Regions from separate parts of the Homo sapiens genome. Here regions 2 and 3 are each linked to region 1. A link is a contact called in ENCODE Hi-C data. All regions are on one chromosome and are shown on one strand. The core of a region is the stretch at or near the end of the contact, and the rest is flanking DNA. Distances in the headings are between cores, read along the strand shown.

Evidence for each region. A loop is a pair of places that touch in the nucleus more often than their neighbours do. Pooled maps may share reads with other maps.
Region 2: a loop to region 1 is called in a pooled map, with 4 times the contacts of the local background. The contact joins two enhancer-like sites. A Hi-C loop is called at or near these places in 9 of 37 single-sample maps with no recorded cell type and 3 of 50 pooled maps.
Region 3: a map with no recorded cell type shows a loop between it and region 1 (13-fold over the local background). The contact joins the promoter of POU2AF1 here to the enhancer-like site in region 1. A Hi-C loop is called at or near these places in 5 of 37 single-sample maps with no recorded cell type and 6 of 50 pooled maps.

What each region holds. Positions count from the first base shown.
Region 1 is chr11:110,371,733-110,375,649 of GRCh38, forward strand. The region is part of intron 2 of LINC02732 (long intergenic non-protein coding RNA 2732); the gene reads left to right. LOC107984385 (a long non-coding RNA gene) reads right to left here. Exons shown (of 2, transcript XR_007062885.1): 2 at 52-437. Among named protein-coding and RNA genes, the nearest start is that of LINC02732, 19 kb to the left of the region's middle. Within about 2 kb of position 1,844, at least 3 of the 41 ENCODE cell types and tissues checked have a DNase peak (open chromatin) inside an H3K27ac peak, as active enhancers do.
Region 2 is chr11:111,408,323-111,412,239 of GRCh38, forward strand. It overlaps a transcript of BTG4 not described here. Among named protein-coding and RNA genes, the nearest start is that of POU2AF1, 31 kb to the left of the region's middle. RefSeq lists an enhancer at 1,595-1,654. Within about 2 kb of position 1,671, at least 3 of the 41 ENCODE cell types and tissues checked have a DNase peak (open chromatin) inside an H3K27ac peak, as active enhancers do.
Region 3 is chr11:111,377,073-111,380,989 of GRCh38, forward strand. It overlaps POU2AF1 (POU class 2 homeobox associating factor 1), which reads right to left and starts at 2,203. Exons shown (of 5, transcript NM_006235.3): 1 at 2,090-2,203. The coding sequence starts at 2,105. RefSeq lists enhancers at 2,130-2,179, 2,830-2,919, 3,140-3,359.

The DNA of each region.
Region 1 (3,917 bases), core at 594-3,093:
CTTGGGGAGTGTATTAGGTTCCAAGGGCTGCTGTGACACATTACCACAAAATTAGGGGCTTAACACAACAGAAATTTATTCTTTCACAGTTCTGGGGTCCAGAAATCTAAACTCAGTTTCATTAGGCCTAAATCAAGGTGTTGGCAGGGCCTCTTTCGGCTTCTGGTGGCTGCTGGCATTCCTTGGCTTGTGACTCCATCACTCCAGTTTCTGCATGATCACAATTTCCTCCTCCTCTTCTGTTGGTACCAAATCTCCTTCAGCCTCTCTCCTATAAGGACACTTGTGATTGTATTTAGGGCCCACCCAGATAATTCAGGATAACCATCCAAAGATCCTTGACTTAATTACATCTGCCACGTACTTGCCACATAAAGTAACATTCACAGATTCTGGAGATTAGGATGTAGACACATCTTTGGGAGCCATTATTTAGCCTACGACAGGGAGAGAAGATGAAAGCATATGGTCAGTCTACAATATTTAATGGGGGTTCTTTCCGTGTTTTCCTCTAGTGCCTTGCAATTTCCTTTTAGCATTTCAATCTTTGATCTAATTGGAATCTATTTCAGAATGGAGCTTCCTTGTTATCCCAAATGCCAATTTTTAATTTTATTATTTTATTTTATTTTTTTGAGATGGAATCTTGCTCTGTCACCCAGGCTGGGGTACGGTGGCACAATCTCAGCTCACTGCAACATCCACTTCCCGGGTTCAAGTGATTCTCCTGCCTTAGCCTCCTGAGTAGCGGAGATTACAGATGCCCACATCCAAGGTGGCTAATTTTTTTTTCTTTTTTGTATTTTCAGTAGAGATGGGGTTTTGCCATGTTGGCCAGGCTGGTCTTGAATTCCTGACCTCAAGTGATCCGCCCATCTCGGCCTCCCAAAGTGCTGGGAGTACAGACATGAGCCACCATGCCCGGTTGCCAATTTTAAAATATTTTGTCTTTTCTCCCTGGATATGAAATAAAAGTGATTAGGTCTTAAGATAAAAAAATTAAAACACATTTATTTTCCTGTAACATGCAAAAATGCAAAAAAAAAAAAAAAGAAAGTAAAATAAAATAGATATAATTTTGGAGAAATTGCCTTTGCTCACTGTGGATTCTGGAGGGTGTGAGTGATGGACAGGTCCATCTGTGCATGGAGAATGGAAAGCCCCTTCTCCAGGATCACCCTTTACCTTAGGAGAACACCTCAGCTCCAGGCACCAAGCAGGAGTATCATAGGCACTTAGCTTTACTCCTATAGACAAATAAGAGTGGGGAGACTATGTGGTAAGGAATGATACCCTTACACTCTTTCCAGCCCTTCCCAGTCTTACAAGGAGTGACACACTTGGTGGCCTTCAAGCCTGTCACTGCAATTCATGCAGTGGGTGGTAAGAGGACAAAGCACGCTAGGTCCCTGATCCGACCTCCCAGGGATGACAGGTCTGGCTACTCCTCAAACTGAACCTGAAAGAATGCAAATGGTTCAAGTTTTCACCCTGATTCTGGCACACCCCGAGGCAAAAATAGCCATTTGCCTTCATACGAGCTTCTGTGTAGGCTGTGAATAAGGAGGTTTCTATCTCAGCTTTCTTTTTGCTCATTTAAAGACAACTGAGAGTACGACAGGGTAATTGTTTTGTTTTAAAGCACTGTAATTTAGTTCCTTTCTGGACCTTCTATGTATGAGTCATTTTCTGTAGCAGTACTAAGAGATGCAAATAGAAAAACATTATTTCTGAAAGCTTGAGATTTCAAGCTGGGCCTTTTATTCACATTCTCTTGCTAGTTTTAGTTTTACTTGTGACATTCATGTTATTAGAAGAATGACACAATTTCAATCACATTTTTGTCCCATGTACTAATGTAGCAAACAATTTCACAACCTTCCCTTTCTTTTACATGTGAGTCATTATCATTTGGTTTTGTTCTCCTTTACTCCTGAACTCACTATCTCCTGATCACATGTATACACATTTCTCTGATATCCTAGATCTTTATGGGTGATCAAGATTTTTGTATATTCTGTTTTGTTGCTTTCATACCCGCTAGTATCCTTTTTAAGTTTGACTCTTTTATACTTTGGGAGATGCCAAACAAATACTTCAGGAGAAAGGAGGCAGTGTGTTGAAAGGAAGTTGACAAAGCAAGAAGAAAAGAAGAAGAAGATATAAGGAGGAAACGTAGTGGCTCTTAAACAAAGATCTTGCATCTTTTCCTTCTTTAATTTTTTTTTTTTTTTTTTTTTTTTTTGGTTTGAGACAGAGTGTCACTCTGTCATCCAGGCTGGAGTACGGTGGTGCAACCTTGGCTCACTGCAACCTCCACCTGCTGGGTTCAAGCGATTCTCCTGCTTCAGCCTCCTGAGTAGCTGGGACTACAGGCGCAGGTTACCACGCCTGGCTAATTTTTGTATTTTTAGTGGAGGTGGGTTTCACCATGTGGGCCAGGCTGGTCTCGAACTCCTGACCTCAAATGATCCACCCACCTCGGCCTCCCAAAGTGCTGGGATTACAAAACAGAATTGCTTGAACCCAGGAGGGAGAGGTTGCAGTGAGCTGAGATGGCGCCACTGCACTCTAGCCTGGGCAACAGAGCGAGACTCCATCTCAAAAACAAACAAACAAACAAACCAAACCCAACTTTGAACCCAGAATCAGAAAGCAGATTTAATTTGGAACTCTATAGAATGTCTGCACATGAACAGATGCCATAGCCGTAACAAAAATTAGGGCCACAGCCACTTTTCTTGCATCTCCTCCTTCCTCCTTTTTTCTTTGGCTTTCTTGTATAAACCTTAGCATAAGGCATGGTTGCTTGGTTTACAAAATATTTGTTTATGAAAGTTGCAAAGGTGAGAAGAGGGATTTCAGAATCAGAAAGACTGGGTTTCAAATTTTGGCTTTGCTCTGTGACCTTTGGCAAATTATATAACTTCATTAAGCTTCAGCTTTTCCCTAGTAAATATTTGACTGATGAGAGGTAAATGAGAAAATGTGTATAAAAATCTTAGTATAGTGCTTAGCATTTCAAGCAACCCAGAATATCAACTAATTTGTTAAATGAATATTTCTTGAATATTTACTGTATGCTGAACTGTCTGCCAGGTTGAGGCTGCTGTGGTGAATTGGACAGGAAAGATTCCTGGCCTTGTGGAGCTTGCATTCTGGTGGGAAAAACAGACAATAAACATGTAAACAAATCAATAAAATAACCAGATGGTGAGAAGCCCTGAAAGAAATAAAAAAAAAAGTGTGTTATTAAGAACAGCAGGGAGGATCTGTGTCCTATGCTGGGGAAGTCAGGGAAGATTTCACAGCAGCCTGAAGAATGAGAAAGAGCCAGCTGTACTATGAGCTGTTTAAGACAGAGGAAATTGGGTCACTGGCTTAGAGAGAGATTGGGTTCTACTCACTGTCAGAGGCCAGCAGTGCAAGGTTCCTCCTTATCTTCTTATGGCCTGTGTCCTTCTATAGCCCTGGCCACTGAGAATTGGCTCAGACTGTGACTGTGACTTGCTGTCCTCAACTTCCTTATCCAACTGAAATTGGATGGTCCATCATAGTCACCCTCTTGAATAGATCCCAAACTCCCTTGTCCTTTTAATTGTACTTTAAACTCACTTGGCCAAACTCCAACCCTGGTTAAATCCAGCTCTCTGCCCTACTCCATGTCTTTGCCCATTGAGTATGGTGGAAGAATAGCCCACAATCTCATTGGCTGGTTCTATGGTCTGAATGTTGGTATGCTTTCCAAAATCATAGGCTGAAACTTAATCCTCAATGTCATAGCATGGAGGTGGAGACTTTGGGGGAAGTGATTAAGTCATGAAGACTGCCTTCATAAATGGGATAATGTAAAGGAGATTAAAAGGAGGCTGTTTGCTCCCTTCTACCATGTGAGAATGCAGCAAGAGGTACCATCT
Region 2 (3,917 bases), core at 421-2,920, 1.0 Mb after region 1:
CCTGGGCCTGGCTTACTGCTCCTGGGGAAGAGATGCAGGGGACCTCAAGAAAGGTTCCCAGAAGCAGGTGAGGCTGCTCGGGAATGAGTGGACGAGCAGACTCACTGCGGGGAAAACCAAGAGCTTATAGCTATATGGCTATTGGCCCAGGACCACCTGCCTCCTCCAGCAGCCATCCCTGACATCAGTGTCCTCACCTGCACCATTCAAGAGAGGGTTTCAGACAAACAGGGGACCAGGTGTACAGCTGGAGCAAAGTAGTCAAAACAGAGCACCTTTGCTTTCATTCATTTCTACCTGAAGGTGAGAGGTGCAAAGAGAGATCCTGGATGACCTGAAGACTCTTCTCTCACCAGGAAATTCAGACCCATGAGAGATGGCAACATAAGCTAATGAAGTCATCTTCAGGGCAACCCAAGTGAGCATCGTGCACCTATTCACCTATACAAAGACATTTGTCAAGAACATACTGTGTGCCAGGCACCAGGTAGGTGGGATGACAAATAGAATCCCTACCTTCTAATGAGGGAGGCTTTTGAGTAAGCAAATATTATAAGACAATGGGATTCGTGCTGTGATCAAGGAGACACAAGGTGCTGTGGGAGGAAACAAGATGGCAGCCAATCTGCTAATGGGAGGGTGGATGTGGGCAGGATGCAGTGGACTCTGAGTCGAGTTGAAAAGAAGAAGTGGGAATTGCAGTTAGCCAAGGGAAAAAGTGGGATAACGCCATTTCAGAAGGAGGAAGAGATGGGAATGGGTGTTTATGCAGATGTTTGTGGTTACAGAAAATCAAAGAAGCTCCCATCTGACTGCATATATTTCCTCTGAGAGGGATAGAAGAGGTGGTAGAGGAGAAAAATTTAAAAGTCACCCCTTTAGGAGATGATAGGAGCTGGAAAAGGAGCTGGCTAGGTGCTGTGGTTTAGATATAATTTGACTCCACTGAAACACATGTTGAAATTTCATCCCCACTGTGGTGGTGTTGAAGGCAGGGCCTAATAGGAGCTGGTGAGTCATAGGGGGATCGCTTGTGGTGGGATGGCTTGGTGCCATTCTCAAGGCAATGGGTGAGTTCTTGCTCTTGAGAAATGGATTGGTTCTTGGGAAAATGGATTAGTTCCCATGAGAGTGGGTTCTTATAAAGCCAGGATGTCCCTCAGGTTTGGTCTGTCTTCCCATGTGCCCACTTCCTCTTTGACCTTCTCTGCCTGTCTTGATGCAGCACTAAAGCCCTCACCAGAAGCCAAGCAGACGCCAGCACCATGCTTCTTTTACAGCCTGCAGAACCATGAGCCAAAGAAAATTCTTGTCTTTATAAACTACCTAATCTCAAGGTATTCCTTTATAGCAACACAAACAGACTAAGACACTAGGGATATAAGTCATGCGCACAGGACTCTCCCATGTCAGTATCCTCTTCCTAATGAAGGGTTCAATTGGGATTTCCTATCTTTTGGATGGTTTTGGCATATGAAATGCTGTGTGCTATAGTAGGAAAAAAAGCAATTTCCTGAAACATTTTATGTAAGTTATCTCATTTGATTAACTCTGCTTTACAAATGAATAAGCTAATGTATTGGAGTGATAAGTAACTTGCATAGTGTCACATACTTGGGGAAGTGAAAACCTAAAGAAGGTGAAGGACTCATTCTTCCTGCTTTAGGTGCACGGAAATGATGGAAGTTGAAGACAGATCTCCCTACTCCAAGTCCTAAGTTTTGCACTGTTAAGTCAGAAGACATAGTTCCAGTCTCAGGTCTGTTACTAACCTGCAATAGGCTCTTGAATTAGTCATTTAACTGCTCTAAGCCTCAACTTCCTCATTTGTAAAATGAGTCTATGGGCCTTTCTGAAACTCTTTTTTTTTTTATACAGGGTTTTGGCTCTGTCACCTCAGACTCCCAAGTAGCTTGGACTACAGGTGCACAGCATCACACCCAGCTAATTTTTTAATTTTTTGTAGAGACAGGGATCTTACAATGTTGCCCATGCTGGTCTCAAATTACTGGGCTCAAGCAATCCTCCTGATATAACTAGAGATTCAAGAATGGCCCCTAGAATCCAACCCATGAGCCCTCTAGCCTAGGAATGAGGCTTTGGCAGGAAATATCAAAGATGGGTTTTCTTTCATTTCCACAACCCTATAAGGTTTGGGAATTCCAAATAAACAAATTTACCTTAATAATTTGTTGACCTAATTTGTTGCTGTCTCTCCATGCACGGAGAGATAGCATGCAATGAGTACAAAAGACCAAAAGTAAGCACTATGACCAACTCATTGTGTGCCCTTGGTCAAGGCCACCTCACCTCACTCAGACTCAGTTTATTCAGCTGTGAGATGAAGTAGAAGATCCTTAAAGTCCATCCTACTTTAAATGTCTCCCACAAACCTTAACTCATATAAGCAAATGCATCCTCAACCTGTCTACTGATTTTCCAGTAAGCATTTCTAACTTAACATGTCTAAAACAAAATCCACAATTTTCCCCATCAAATCAGCTCCTCTTGCAAATGGCAATCATATCTAAGTTTCTCGGACAAAAAACTTGGGGTCGTCCTTGGCTTCCCTCCTTTTTTCATCCTCTGCACCCAGCCTGTCAGAAAATCCTATTAATTTTACCTTCAAAATATGTCTAATATACAACTACTTCTCAGCATCTCCGCCGACATTACCACACTAGCCTAAGCTATCATCATTTCTACCCTAGATTAACGTGATCCTTCTCTACCTGGTCTTGTTGCCTCTAATTTTGTTCTTCCACAGTAACAGCAGCCAGAGTGATCCTTTTAAGGCATAACTATGCCCCTGCTTTGTTTTAAACCCTCCAATGGTTTCCCATCCCACTTGGGCGGAGTCTCAAGTTCTCATTCTGACCCACACCCTAATGATCTGGCATCCTCCTGCTCCTTTCTCCTTCTACTCTCCTCCTGTTCATCCTGCTCCTGTCTCCTTCTACTCTCCTCCTGTTCACTCTGCTCCAGGCACACTGACCCCCTTGCCGCTCCTTGAACAGGCCAACCATGGTCCTGCTTAGAGGATTTTGCACTCACTGTCTCCTCTGCTGGGAAAAGATTTACCTGGCATGCTCCTCCTTTCTTCGGGTCACTGAGCAGATGTTGTCTTACCAAGGCAGCCTTCCCTGGCCATCCTATTGGAAATAGCACTCATGCACATTCCACCCCACCTCCACTTTCTAATCCCTTAACGTGCTTTCTTTTCCTTCATATCATGGACACACTATCTTGTACAAGCAGCATGTCTCAAATTGTAATGTGCACACAAATCAACCAAGGATCTTGTTACCTGCAGATTCTGACTGTATAGGGTTGGGTTCTGCACTTGTAACAAGCTTTCAGATGATACCGTTGCTGCTGGCCCATGGATCACACTTTAAGAATATAGAGTATACAGCATTTATTGATTTGTTTATGTCTGTCTCCTCCAACAAAAAAAGTAAGCTCCATGGTAGCCAAAATTTTGTCTGATTTTTGTTGGTCTTTTTTTATTTCTATATTCCTTAGCCTTTATATCAGTGTTTGGCACAGAATAGACATAAAATAAATTCATTGAGGGAATCATGAAGGTATGAGGCAGATACATGAGAACCCCAGAAGGTCATCCAGTAAAGTCCTAGGAGCTAGAGCAAAATCCAGTGGAATGGTGTCCTGAAGCAGACAGAAATATGATAAGTCAGAGAAGGCAACGGTGTCAAATCAGGTCAGCTGAATCCAGTGATTAGGTTTAAGAAATTAATTGGACCAGAAATGAGAGACAAGGCCCAAGAGTCCAGGGCTACAATAGACCAGAAAGCTAGAACAGGGTAGAAAAGAAGTGAGCAGGTTCAAAAGAATTGTTTCAATCAAGACTACAATGCTCAAAGCCCACTTTGTGATGTGGAGATGTTATGGCCTAT
Region 3 (3,917 bases), core at 953-3,452, 1.0 Mb after region 1:
CCTCCAGCATCCCCTTTAAAAAATTTGGGGGACAGGTGCAGTGACTCACACCTGTTTGGGAGGTCAAAGCGGGTGGATCACTTGAGTCCAGGAGTTCGAGACCAGGCTGAACAACATAGTAAAACACCATCTCTACTAAAAATACAAAAAAAAAAAAAACAGCTGGGTGTGGTGGCGGGCACCTGTAGTCCCAGCTACTAGGGAGGGTGAGGCGAGAGAATCACTTGAACCCAGGAGGCAGAGGTTGCAGTGAGCCGAGATCGCGCCACTGCACTCCAGCCTGGGCAACAGAGCAACACTCTGTCTCAAAAAACAAACAAACAAACAAAAAAAGTCTGTTCATCTCTTAGAAGGAATTAGAAATGAAAAAATGTACTACAGAACCAAGAGGGGAGAATATGGCAGATGGTGAATGCAGGGAAGCAACTCATATCTCAGAGGCTGATGCAGACAGAGCAATGAACATGACTTCGGTGGCACCTCACTTACTAAGGATAGATCCTCAGTGTGGATATGATTTTTACCCCCACTTAACATACAAAAAACCTAAGGATTGAGAAAAAGGAAAGTGGCTTGCTCATAGAAGGTAGGAGCTGAGGCAAAACTCCTTCCAGGGGCTCACACAAAAATCAAATGATTCAGCCCTGAGTGAAAGGGCACACAGATGCTTAGGGGCCCCCAGTAAAAAGATGAATGCCCACCTGCTCTCATCCACACAGCACTCACAACAGGGTCAGCTGCCATTGTCCCAGAAAGGATAGGCTGCCGCTGCTCCATCGCCTGTTGGGAAGAGTGGCGTGCCAACAATTCTTGAATATTCCTAGTTATCTTGGAAGGAGTCCATAACTCTCAAACCCAAATTAAAGCTCATTTCTCTTTATTTTTTTAAAAAATTGACCTTTTGATATCAAACAATGGTGGGTCTTCACAACCTGAGAAATTTTGAAATCACTCTTCTGTGTTACTGGTTAATCAGCTTAATTCCAGAGAAATTTACATAAGACATAAAGCAAACAATAAATTGGTGATGACAGTGTCACATTTTAATCAATGAAGTTATATTTTCCGAACTTTAGTGGATCCAATCAAGTATCTTTCCATAAAATAAAAACATTCCCTAATATATCTTCTTCTGTAAATCTAGATTCTCTTATATTAAGCTTGCTTGAGGCACAGCATACTAAAATTAATTAAAACGAATTTTAAGGAACCAAGAATCTTTAAGAGAAAGACAGAGCAATTTTTGGTCATTCTTCTTGCTTGAGGAAGTATAGAACTAGCCCCAATAAGGTTCAACTCTCAGAAGCTGATGAGTTGACGCTGTTTACCTCGTGAAAAGAATGTTGTAAATAATCTGTATTATTTCAGTTATTAGTAAGGTAAGTCGCTGTTTGGTCCACATAAAGGAAAATAAAGTTCACAATTGTTTCATCCAACTCCGGGGATAAAAATCAAGGCCAAAGATAAACCCACTGCATCCTTTGCAGTGGGATGGACAAGCCTTGTCACAGAAGGGGAAAAAGAATGACGAAAGGCAAGACAGTGGAGCAAGTGAGGACACGCTTCACCGAGCCAGATCTCCACTCCTCCCAGGGTATCCACAGGGACAAGTCACACCTGGCAGAAAGCTAAGTCACTCAGCTAGAAACAGGCCCAGGGAATTCAACAGAAGGCTGAAGAGCCACTGCTTATGGAAATAAAGCCCCTCCTGTAAAGAACTGCATGGCTTTTCCCTCCCAACCCCAAACCCATCCCACATCTGGCTTTTGTTGTGTGAATCATAAACTGCCCTTTCTTCACCACAGTGATTCATGCACAGAAGCGGAGGTACCCTGAGCCGTCCCACCTTGGAACACTAGTTCGTTCCCCTCCAGCCTGGAAAATCAGCATCACCTCTGACAGGCTGGTTTCTCCACCAGGCTCCATCCCGCCCACCTCCCCCCTCCCTGCTCCGGGGCTTGGAACCCAGACCCCCTCCCCCCGTGGCCCCATCACCTCCACCACCAGCTCCCCAATTCCAGACCAAGCTGTGATCGCCCTGCCCCGCTGGCACTCGCTTGGGTCTGACAGCCACAGCCAAACCACTTACGTTTTTGCCAGAGCATGGCCTGTGACAGGATGTTGCCTTTTCTCTTTGAAGCCGACAGTTTGGCTTCTTTAATGTGAGACCGGGGTGTGTTTTCCTCCAGTGGAGCCACCGCTTGAGCTGAGGCTGTTTCCTGGGCTTTTTAAAGGCCTGGGTTCCCGCTGCGTGGGCCGCGTCATCACATCCTCCCACCTCAGGCACCGGTGCAACGTTTCTGCAGCCAGGCCGCCTGTCACCCCACTGTGCGCGCCCCAGCGGCCCCGGCCCAGAGCGCTCCACACTCGGAGCTAGCCAGCTGGGACAGAGCAACAGCGCAGCGCGGGCAGCCACAGCCTGCACCGGCCCCGCGGGGACCTGCTGTGTGTGGGTGTGAAGGTGGTGTGGGGCAAGCTGTGGGAACCCCGTGTCAAGCCCTCCCCAGGCCAGTGATGAGCCCAAAAGCTCCTCTGGAAAACGTTGATCTTTGCACGGCGCCCATGCAGGCTTCCAGGCCACCAGGGCATGGGCAGGACTCAGCCCGCCATGGGCGCCTGCTCAGCGGGAAATGCGATTCCCAGGGGTCACTGGTTCTCAACTGGGAGGAAACACCTGTCATCTCTTCAAGCCTCAGTAAACAACCTCCTCATTCTTTCAATATTGCTTTTCTGTTTATTCCATTTTGAAACACAGTAGCCCCTCCCCTCGCCCCCAGCCACCCCCAAAATGGCAAGGCTTAATCATGCTGAAATATGGGGGCGCTGGCTCTGATGTCGGCTATGCCCACGGAAAAAGAGGCCAACCCTCAAGGAAGGAAGGAGAACATGCCCGTGCTCTTTGACTGGATCTGGGCTTGTAGGCACAAGATGAACAGAGCCTCTTTGCGAGTGCCCACCCACTGATAACAGGAAGCTTCTTTAAGTAAGTCATGGGCTCACCATCTGGAAGTGTAGATGGTGTTGGCTACCGGTTCCTTCACAGTTTGGAAGCCTTCTGCCACTGCATATCTGAGGTCCACATGCTCAGGCTCCAGGGACTCAGTCAGTTTGGGGTCAAGACCCCTTGGCACACCCCCTAGAGCAGGTGTGGGGCCTTGCTGCTCTGCCATCCATACTGCCTCAGAGCCATCTTGCACCACCTAGACCTGATCATGCTATCCCCTAGCCTACAAAGCATTCACCTTCTCCCTTCAGCCACAGAGCTGGAGGCCTAGAAGGCCTCCCACAATCGAGCCGTTGCCTTCCTTTCCAGCCTCACCACCAACTGCCCTCCTACCACTGGTCCCAGTGCCCTCTAAGCACCACCAAACACCCATGCAATTCCCTGCCTTTGACCTTGCCGTCCTCTCTTGCCGGAAGGACAAACCCCCAGCCCAGAGAATACTTGTTCGTCTTCTCAGATCTTAGAGCACTTTGTTCATTATGTGATGGTGAATTGTCACATGACTCTGACAGTTTCTCAAGGAGGTTTCATCTTTGCCTCTCCAGTGCCCCACACAAGACCTGGAGCATAGTGACCCCCAATAAAAATTCATCTGATAAAGTTATGAATTACTGTCTCTAATCGGTTGCTGATTTGAGGGCAGGTCTTGAGGAGAAATGCTGTCAACATTTTATAAATGATTCACTTAAAAGCCAGAGAAGGCTGTCTCCTGGCTGCCTATAAGCCCTCCCCGCAAAGCCTCTGAAGTTCAGGACAGTGGAGGCCCCCATGCTGTGGTGGCTGGCAGCCCACACCCTGGCCTGGCAGGGGGCAGCATCTCAAGGCCTTGGGCTGCGCCAAGGAGTTTCCATGAGAAACAGAGGCACATCCCTCAGGCCTGCCTCAGTCACAGGAGACGTGGGTTCCCATGAAG